Linked DNA regions of Homo sapiens: region 2 is linked to region 1. The links are chromatin loops, found by intact Hi-C in ENCODE. Cell type or tissue: mammary epithelial cell. All regions are shown on one strand. Links, peaks and the distances in the headings refer to the core of each region. The heading gives the core; the rest is flanking DNA.

Region 1 (5,323 bases), core at 187-5,186:
CCCATGTGGTGGATCAAAGATGGCTACAAATTCTTTGACACTCCTCTCCTGTGGAGAAGGGATCTGTTTCCATTATTCTTGATTCTGGGCTGTCCTGTGACTGCTTTGACCAATGGAGTATCACAGAATTGGTGCTATGCCAATTCCAACCCTAGTCTCTAAAATAACCGGCAGAGTCCTAAGTGAGCCACTATGTAAGAGTCCAACTGGCATTCTAAAGAGAACACGTAGAGATACTCTAAGACTACATCGAGAGGGAGAAGGGCACAAAGCCTGTCAGCCATTCCTGTCAAGACACTAGGCATATGAGGGAAGCCATCTTGGATGCTTCAGCCCACACCAGACTGTTAAGTGACTCCAGTCAATGCCATGTGAAGCAGAAGAATCACCCAACCAAGCACTGAGCAAATTCCTGACCAAGGAACTTGTGAGATAATTAAAATATGGTTTTAAGACACTAAGTTTTGGGGTAGTATGCTATGCCGCAATACATAACCAAGACACCACACTATCAAAAATTAAACACTAGCATCTGCAAACCTTTAATACTCAAAATTCAATCTTTCCTGAATTACCTTAGATTATTGATAGAACAATCTCATGCCAGGCAGACACAGCTACTAGGAGAAGGGGCCAGGTTCAAGTTAAGACAACAGAAGAATTTTCCAGCACCTCCTTTCCAGCCAGAGATAAGTCTCCATTGGCCAGTACTGCCAGACAGAACTCCAGAGATCATGGCCAGGGATCCTGGAGTTTCTCAGCTCACACAGGACCACCATTTCTCAGGGTGTCATTTGACCAGCCCCAACCACTCCAGTACTCTGCCCATGTCCACCAATGCCATGTCCACCACCTCATGGGTGTCACATGTGGTTATTCCTGGAGGTAGGTTAAGAACCAGACCCTCAGCCAGGTGTGGTAACTCACACCTGTAATCCCAGGACTTTGGGAGGCTGAGGCAGGCAGATCACTTGAGGTGAGGAGTTCGAAGTAAGTCAGCCTGGCCAACATGGTGAAACCCCATCTGTACTAAAAATACAAAAAATTAGCCAGGCATGGTGGCTTGAGCCTGTAATCTCGGTACTTGGGAGGCTGAGGCAAGAGGATAGCTTGAACCCAGGAGGCGGAGTTTGCCATGAGCCAAGATCAAGCCACTGCACTCCAGCATGGGTGACAGAGAAAAACTCTGTCTCAAAAAAAAAAAAAAAAAAAAAAAAAGAACCAGACCCTCTACTCCAGCCCTTGCCCTTTCAGGCTGGGATGAGGGAAGGAGGGCTAAGTCTTGGAAGGAGAGATTCCTGGATTAACTTCCTCAGCCCACAACGACTGGCAGTTGCCACCCACTCCAGCCATGTGCCTGTTCTCACCCACCCACAGGGTTGCCAAGGCCTGAGGGAGGTGGCACTGGCAGAAACCATAATTAGGGATTTCATCATATACTTTAGCTAGAATTGAGAACAAATTCTTCCTTACAACATGCAAATCTATTGTTCGACTTTCAAACATCCAACTAACTTTCAAACACATTTTTGGGAACCCATTAGATACGTAAGGAAGACACTACCTCTTCTGAACTGTAGACATGGCCTTGAAATTCAGACAAGAGCATGTCCAGGGTTGACACAATAATGGAAGATTCAAAAAACACGTGATGAAAGAGAACATGGAGGTCAGCAAACATGGTCCAGCAAGGTCCAGGTTGCACCAAGGCAAGCACAGACCCAGAAGCTATGAGGGAAGGAAAGGGGGAAGTACAAAGAGGGTCTTCATCCCTCCTGTGTCCCTGGCTTCAAAGGAGTGAATTCCCATTCAATTTCATAAAAGACTTTTCACCATTTCCTATATAGACAAATTAAAGCAGCAAGTTGACCATCTGAATAATCTATTGTTATAGATCAATGTCTGGATATTACTGGGGGAGAGAGGTGTTTGAGCTTTGAGCTTTTTCTCAAAGGCTAAAGGGACAAATTTTAGGATTTTCCCAAATTATCTCAATAATTTTTTCAACCCTTCACTTCAGACAAAATATTTAAGGAAATGCTATTTCCATAGTATTCTTGGGTCATACCTATAGAGCCACAGCCAAGGGAGGGGCACAGGAGGGAAGAAGGAGGGGTAGAGTCACCCAGATTACCTGTCTGGTTGCTTAGACTGGTCCAATTTCACTAAGAATCACACAAACCTCTTCATTCCTTCTGCTTTGTTCACCTGACCTTTTTCAATTTCTTTTTCCTTTCTCCATTACCCTAAGGGAGTAATCTAGCCACTCTGGCTTTCTTTGCATGCAAAATGTAACAGTTCCTTCTTTCGTCTTTCAGATAAAGGCAGTCTTGGGGAGGGGAAGAGAAAAGTGCCTGGCTTCTCCAAATTAGCTCTGAAATAAAAGTCACTGCCAGATGTTATATAAAAGGTGACGTAATCCTAAAGTACTTCATTACATATGCAGCTCTGCTGTTCAGCCCAGGAGGAGTTTATTACATTTTGTCGATCCCATTTTCTATACCCACATCATTTTTACATAATTTTTCCTGCCTGACAGACATCTTCACATTTTCACAGCAACCCATCAAGATAGCGTTACAACAGCACAGGAAACCAGGCTAGCAGTTTACAAATAATGGTGTTAATAAGTCAGATTTGTCCCTGAGATACAAATCAGGAGTAAATGGTCTATCCATGTGTGTGAAAAGCACATCTATTTCAGAATAACAGGGAAGAAAGCAGAGCACCATTTCAACTGGCACCGTGTTCCTTCAGAACACGTACCAAACCTATTCGACAAGTAGGAAAATGGAGAAATGTCAATCTAAAGTTATTCTTGCAATTCTTTTCGTTTTCCTAATAAATTCTTGGCTCAGAGTGAAATAGATGACCATGGAAAATGCATTAAGATCAAACTTCCTGCCTTTTTGGATTGCACAAAATTTAGAAGAAAATACACCATTCGTACCAATGAAGTATCTAGCTACTGAGATGCTTTAAGTGCAAACACTGAGAGACACTTCCTCCCACTCGCCAGGTGCTAAGCATCCTTCCCTGTCTCCCTGGGCACTCATGGCCCCACTGCCCCCTGATGGTAAAAAGCAGCAGTGCAGGCTGGACCATTCTTCAAGGAGGATTGACAGACTGGAGTGGACGGTTCAAAGGCATTTGCCTTAAGGTCAGTGTGAGAGGCCAAAGACACTGAGCTCCTAGTTACTAGTCAGAAACAAACTTATGCGACTCAGAATTCCAGTGGGATAAGAAAATGCCTGTGACTCCCACCCCAAGGAATCATACATAGAAGGAAATTTCATCTTTAGAACCTCCTTCAGCCTTAAGGAAAGATCCCTGTAAAAATGAACTTTGTGTTTTTAAACAGTAATTATAAACTTAGAGTAATGGAGGTTTTATTCTTTTATAAGAGTGGGACTTGGATATAGGAGAAGGGGAGATGTAAAGGCTTCATGGAGGAATTTTGACCCCCTCCCTTCCACTCCCACCCCCTCACTGCCTAGAAAATAAGAGGTATTAGCAACTAGCCCCAAAATAAATGTACCTAATGTCATACTTTTATCCAAAGTCATCACATTCCATAGTTCTACAAGTAGTTTGTTTCACAGGTTCAAATTTTCTTCTCCTTTTTAAAGCAGTTTTTCTTTATATCAAAGTAATTCATGCACATAGTATAAAGAGTCAAACTGTTCTACAGCAGTCCAAGCAGTCCCTACCTCGTGTTTCCTGCTCCCAGAAGGCAGATACTTCCAGCTCTTTTAACTGAACCATTTACTTTTTACCTCTATATCTCTAAATGTCATGTTCATGTTGCTGCCTCTTGATTTTTTAGTTTAAGCTTCATATATTGACTTTGCACTATGGAAGATGACTTCATAAGTACCCGCACACACATACACAACCCCACCATACATATATACTTCCCAGTATAATTTTGGTAAGAGCAATAATCAATATTTATAGAGCTATAACTATTAAATTCTTGACCACAAAGCCATGTGGTATATCCTGTTCACATTTCCTTTCCTGAACAAGTTTATATTTTCCCTGGAATTAAAAAAACAGTCTTTTCTTCACATGCTATGTTTTATATGTATTGATTATATTAGTTTCCTAGGACTGCCATAACCAAGTACCACAAACCAGGTGGCTTTAAACAACAGAAGTTTATTGTCTTATAGTTCTGGAGACTAAAAGTCTAAAATTAAGTTATCACCAAGGCCATGCCCTCTCTGCAGGCTCTTCCTGCCCCCTTCAGCTTTTGGCATTTGCCAGCAATCCTCAGCAGCCCTTGGCTTGCAGATGTGTCACTCCAATCTCTGCCTTGTTACTTGTTATATGGCCTTTTCCTTTTTTACTTTTTTTTTTTTAACAGGGTCTCACTCTGTTGCCCAGACTGGAGTGCATTGGCATGATCATGGCTAACTGCAGCCTCAATTTCCTGGGCTCAAGCCTTCCTCCTCCCACCTCAGCCTCCCAAGTAGCTAGGAGTACAGGTACATGCCACCACTTCTAGCTAATTTTTTTTTTTTTTTGGAGAGACAGGGTCTCACTATGTTGCCCAGGCTGGTCTCAAACTCCTGGCCTCAAGCAATCCTCCCACCTCAGCCTCCCACAGTGCTGGGTTTACAGTTGTGGGCTACTGCACCTGGCCTATGTGGCCTTTTTCCACGTGTGTGTCTGTCTTCACATGGCATCTCTTCTCTATGTGTGTCTGTCTCTGTGTCTCTTCTCTTGTTATAAGAACACCAGTCATCTTGGATTAAGGGCCTACTCTACTCTTGTATGACCTCATTTTTAACTGACTTCTTAATTATGTCTACAAAGACCCTGTTTCCAATAAGTCATGTTCCCAGGTACCCAGAGTTAGGACTTCAACATATCTTTAGTTGGAGGTGGCAGCGAGAGCACAATTCAGCCCACACTGATCTCCACTAATTTATCCCCAACTCTGAGCAATTGTCTAAGTCTCCTCTGAGTATATTCAAACATTATCTATTTTCTATCAATCAGGTTTCACCTTCTGTGTCAGTTCACTCTCAAATGGGCTTTCTCTTTATAATTGGCTACAACTACAGCACATATCCTTTCAGGTTCAAGTGGAAAAACAGGACATATTTCTCCCTCAGTAGCCTCATTGGCTCCCCAGGATCACATGCCAATCTCCAACCAGTCACTATAGGCAGGAGAAGACTGCACGCATGTGACTTAATCCTGGGTTATATGCTCCCTAGATAGAGCTGGGCATAAGACCAGCTTTATTTTACTAAATGACCTGATCCTGGAGAAGAGAGGATTCCACAAAGGGTGAATGGATGGATACTGAACA
Region 2 (5,323 bases), core at 91-5,090, 120 kb before region 1:
TCTCAAGAGCTGAGAAAGAGAGCTAGTTATGTATGCAGGTGAGTTACAATAACATAGGATCAAGTAAACATTCATTCATTGATTCAAAAGGATTGCTGAGCACTTACTAGGTGCCAAGCATAGTTCTAAGAACTAGGGATACAACAATGAACAAAACTGATAAAGATTCTTCCTTTATTAAGTATGTACTAATGGAGGAGAAAAACACTATGCGAGTAAAATATAGAGTAGGTCAAAATATAATGTGTTATGGAGAAAAATAAAGTATGAAAGGAGAATAGAGAGAGGCCTGGGGGAGGGAGGGTTTGTAGTTTGCAATGGATTGATCACGGAAAAGCTTACTAAGGCAGAGACATTTGCACAAAGACTTGGCCGGGCATGATGGCTCACTCCTGTAATCCCAGCACTTTAGGAGGTCAAGGCGGGCAGATCACCTGAGGTCAGGAGTTCAAGACCAGCCTGGCCAAAATGGCAAAACCCCGTCTCTATTAAAAACACCAAAAAAATTAGCTTGGTGTGGTGGTGGGCACCTGTATTCCCAGCTACTCGGGAGGCTGAGGCAGGAAGAATTGCTTGAACCCAGGAGGTGGGGGTTGCAGTGAGCCAAGATCACGCCACTGCACTCCAGCCTGGGCAACAGAGCAAGACTCTGTCTCACAAAAAAAAAAAAAAAGGCTAGACGAGGTGAGGGAATAAGCCTTGTACGTATCTGACGAAAAGAATTCTGGCAGAAGGAACAGCAAATGGGAAGGCCCTGAGGCAGCGGGGTGTCCAGTGTCCTGGGACAGTGAGGGGGGTGAGAGTGGTGAAAGGCGAGGTCATAAATGTAGGGCGGGGGCAAGGCAGTGTGTAGGGCCTGTGGTCCCTCAGAGGCCTGGGAGTTCCGCTCTGCATGAGACAGGAGACCACCAGACACCTGGAACAAAGGAATAACATGATCTGAACTACATGCTGAAAAGATCCCTGTCCTGCATGTAAAACAGACTCCTGGAACACAGGCAGAAGCATGGAAACCCACCACAGTCCTGCAGGATAGAGTTGGGGGTGTCTTGGAGCAGGGGAAGTGGTGGGAGAGATACAAAATGATTGGATTTGGGGGACATTTCTAAGGCAGAACTAACAGATTTAGTGCCGGATTACAAGTGAGAGCTCTGCAGAGGTAGGAGTACCCAAAGAACCCACCAAAGTGCCCCCCAAGACAATCGGCTTCAAATGCCTGCCAGCCCAGGTTCAGCCGCCAGCTGACAACAGCACTAGTCAACCAAGGCCTTCCGCGGCTGGACTCCTCTCTCCCGAGCCCCTCCCACCTTCTCCCTGAAAGATGATCCCAAATGGTGGCCTCATTCTGAAGACGAGGGAAGTGGGGTATGATGCACGTTGGAGAAAAAGAGAAGAGGCCAACCAAGCCTCCTTTTGCCCAGTGCCAGTGGCCAACTTTTAGTTGGCCCAAGCTGGGGGAAGAGAAGAAGCATTAACATTGAATGAAATTACTGATTGTATTATTACACTGGCCTCGACATGCTAAGAGCAAGACCTACTGTTAACTAAAAGTGGTCAGAGGTGTACAATAATTTGCCCTAAATTTTCTTTCAATTAGGGTCAGGAAAAAACTAGTTCTATGGAATAAATGTCAAGGGACAGAAGACAAAAATACAGTTTTTATTATAATAAAGTCATGCTAACTCAATGAAACATTTACTTTGGGAAAACAAGACTGAAATAGTCAACAAAAGCTCTTATGGAAAGGCTGGTTTAAAAAAAAAAAAAAAAGCAACCTTATATCTAATTGATGATATATACTGCCAACCCTAAGCAGAGTTTGCAGGAGCACTGCTTTTATGGTTAAATCTTCAATAAAAGACACAGTCCACAGAAAAAGCCTCTCTCTCTGAAACAAAACTGCTAGAAGCTAGCAGGAAAACAAAGGGTTTTGTTGTTTCTGTTGTGGTTGCTGCGGGTGCAGTGTCGTTGTTCAGTAGAAGTCCTTAGGTTTTAGGAAGCAGAAATCCTGGGCTGAATTTATGACTTGAATAGGTAGTTCCACAGTAAAGGTAATCCTTCATTTGACATTTCTTCACTTAGTTGTTTTTTCCATATTGTTCACATCGAGCCTTGCCGTTTGATTTATTCTTACCATAATGCACTTGTACATTTGCTGTTTTGATTATTATCTCATACTTAAAGCTGAGTTGGCACTTTCTTCCAGGGCCTTCATTTCCAGTGGCTTATAAATTTTATGAACAAATTACTTTTTATTTATCAACCCCTTCCTCTGCCCAGCAGTGAATTTTTTGGAAGGTTGGCAGGGAATGCACAAATACTATTTTTTAAATGAAACATCCTAATGAAGAAGGCTGTGGTATTTGAGGGGGAATAAGCCAAGATACTCCTTTCTTTTAAATTATTGCATTACTCTAAAATAAAGAAATAAATATAATTTAGGAAACATAATATAAAGCAAATACATGTGCTAGTCTCCAAAAGCAGAATGAATTCCTTGGAGGAGGTACTGGGCCAGGATCTCATTTGTTCTGGTATATAGCTTCTAGGCTGGAATGTTTCCAAAGCAGTTATAATTCCATAACCCCATCAAGTTATGCAAAAAAAGTTGATAAGTTTATTATGATTTCAAGAATGACATTTGACTTACATAGGAGCAAGAAGCTGTCAGACTCTGGATTGACAGCATCCTCCATCAGCAGCACTGTAAAAAGATATTAAAGTCACCACAAGGGGGATAGGGTTGGTGCACATGAATAAACTCCATAGAAGAATGGATTCAACATTTACTTAGGCTACAAAACAAGCATTATTATCCCCACTTTGCAGAGAAAGATACTGAAATTCAGAGAGGCTGAATATCTTGCCCAAGTTCACACAGTCAGTGTTACAGCTTGGATCTAAACCAAAGATCTCTCTCTCCAAAATATTGCATTTTAATTTTAGATAATATTTTTTAACCTTCTCATCCTTCCCACCAAAATACACTATCCATCCTTCTAAAAATCAGAAAAATGGCCAATTTGGGGAGGTACAATAAATACTAAAAAGGCTGAAAGTCAAGAGTGTAGATGGTTTGATTTCTGGATGATGGTTTTGGAGGTAAAAAGCACAGCAGAGCCCAGGAGTCAGAAAATTCTGGGTTCCCCCTCCATTCCACCTCTCCCCTCTGCCGGTCATCTCAGCCACTCTCCCAACACCTGAGAGTCCAGCCTGAGAAGAATCACTTCCATTCATCAAAAAAGGAAACTCAGAAACATCAATTGCCCAGATTTACACAGTAAATGCTATTCTGACTCCTTAATAACTAGACAATGGTAAATTTGAATTAACCCATATCCAGAATTCTAGATCTCATAATTATCTGGTGTTAAGGAAATTCAGCCAAAGAGAGAATCCCCGATTATGTCTGTAGTCACAAAAAAAGCAGCACCCACCTTTAATGGTATATATCCTGAAATTCTACCAGATAACCGAAAAAAAAAAAAAAAACCCATAAAACTAAAACAAGTAGCTCTAGGCACTAAAATAAGAAAATATTTTTAACAGTGCTAAGAAGCCAAACTTCAATTATAAGAATATTGAAGGTTTTTATTGAGGATAAGAAAACACCCCAGGAGATTTCAGTTTTTACTCAGTATCACTTCCACAAAAAGGCAACTACATTATGCTGTTAGCAATTGCACAGGCTGCACTCCACTTCCTTGAGGAAAAAATGAGGAATTGGGCTCATATAAAAACATATGCAAGAAAGGAAGTGTCAAGATTTGTCTGGGAATATTACATATTTAACCTAAAGTGGGAGTCTAATGTTCACCTTAGCTTCCCAATAGGAATCCCTTTCTTTTTTTTTTTTTCTTCAACTTTTAAGTTCTGGGGTACATGCACAAGATGTTCAGGTGACATAGGTAAATGTGCGCCATGGTGGTTTGCTGCACAGATCAACCCATCACCTGGGTATTAAGTCCATCATTCATTAGCTATTCTTACTGATGCTCTCCCTCCCCCTACCCCCACCCCAGAGGCCCCAGTGTGTGTTGTTCCCCTACCCAATGTCAGTGTGCTTTCCTCATTCAGCTCCCACTTATAAGTGAGAACATGTCATGTTTGGTTTTCTGTTATTGAATTAGTTTGCTGAGGATAACAGTTTCTAGCTCCATCCATGTTCCTGTAAAAGACATGATCTTGTTCCTTTTTATGGCTGCATAGTATTTCATGGTGTATATGTGCCACATTTTATTTATCCAATCTATCATTGATAAGCATTTGGGTTGATTCCATATCATTGCTATTGTGAATAGCTCTGCAGTGAATATACGTGTGCATGTGTCTTTATAACAGAATGATTTCTATTCCTTTGGGTATATACTCAGTAATGGGATTACTGGGTCAAATGGTATTTCTGCCTCTAGGTCTTTGAGAATCACCACAAGGTATTCCACAATGGGTGAACTAATTTACACTCCCACCAACAGTGTAAAAGCATTCTTTTTTCTCCATAACCTTACCAGCATGTGTTGTTTCTTGACTTCTTAATTATCACCATTTTGACTGGCATGAGATGGTATCTCATTGTGGTTTCATTTTGCATTTCTCTAATCATCAGTGATGTTGAGCTTTTTTTCATGTTTCTTGGCCACATAAATGTCTTCTTTTGAGAAGCGTCTGAGGAACCCCTTTCTATGGGGAATTCCATACTGTTTGAGTTTTGATGTGGGGAGAAGATGGACAGTCACCCCTAGAGGAGCTGAAAATGTTACATAGTCCCTTGCCATGTGGGCACATTCGAAGCAAAGGTTCTGCCGATCAGAGAACCGCACCAGGCTTGGTACAGAAAATTCTCTCACACTAAGCGATTTCAATCTTTCTTTTTTCTTCCTCTCTCTCTTTTCCTCCCTCTCTCATACTAGCAGCAGCAGCAGTAGCTGCAAGGCAAAGCTCCTGGCACAGAAGCCACATTTAATACTGCCCAGGAGAAAATATGTGCAAACCATACACCTGATAAGAGATGAATATCCAAAATATATATATATCAGACAACTCAATAGCAAGAAAACAACCTGATTACAAAATAGACAAAGAAGATGAATAGACATTTCTCAAAAGAAGATATACAAATGACTAGCAGGTATATTTTAAAATGCTTAGCATCACTAATAATAAAAGAAAAACTTCAGCTGAATTAAATTTAAAGAAGTTTAATTGAGCAACAAATGAGTCATGAACTTGTTGTTCAAGGCAGCCTTCCTTGCCAGAGTGGGCCCAGAGACTCCAGCGCAGCCACATGGTGGGAGAAGATTTATGGACAGAAAAAGGAAAGTGA

The links. Hi-C counts contacts between places; a loop is a spot of excess contacts. Peaks named below come from ENCODE experiments on the same cell type or tissue, not always from the same donor. Only the 100,000 strongest peaks of a DNase experiment are listed, where the experiment ranks them.
Region 2: a loop joins it to region 1, with 9 times the contacts of the local background. A loop is called at or near these places in 4 of 110 quality-filtered maps.

Annotation. Positions count from the first base shown.
Region 1 is chr5:69,004,893-69,010,215 of GRCh38, forward strand. The region is part of intron 1 of LINC02198 (long intergenic non-protein coding RNA 2198); the gene reads right to left. It overlaps LOC107984116 (a long non-coding RNA gene), which reads right to left and starts at 2,293. Exons shown (of 3, transcript XR_001742709.2): 1 at 2,135-2,293. In mammary epithelial cell, for the core only: a CTCF peak has its summit at 3,071 (motif pointing left); a DNase peak (open chromatin) is centred at 3,079.
Region 2 is chr5:68,882,368-68,887,690 of GRCh38, forward strand. No RefSeq gene overlaps it. Among named protein-coding and RNA genes, the nearest start is that of LINC02198, 140 kb to the right of the region's middle. In mammary epithelial cell, for the core only: a CTCF peak has its summit at 2,722; no DNase peak of the experiment used is centred there.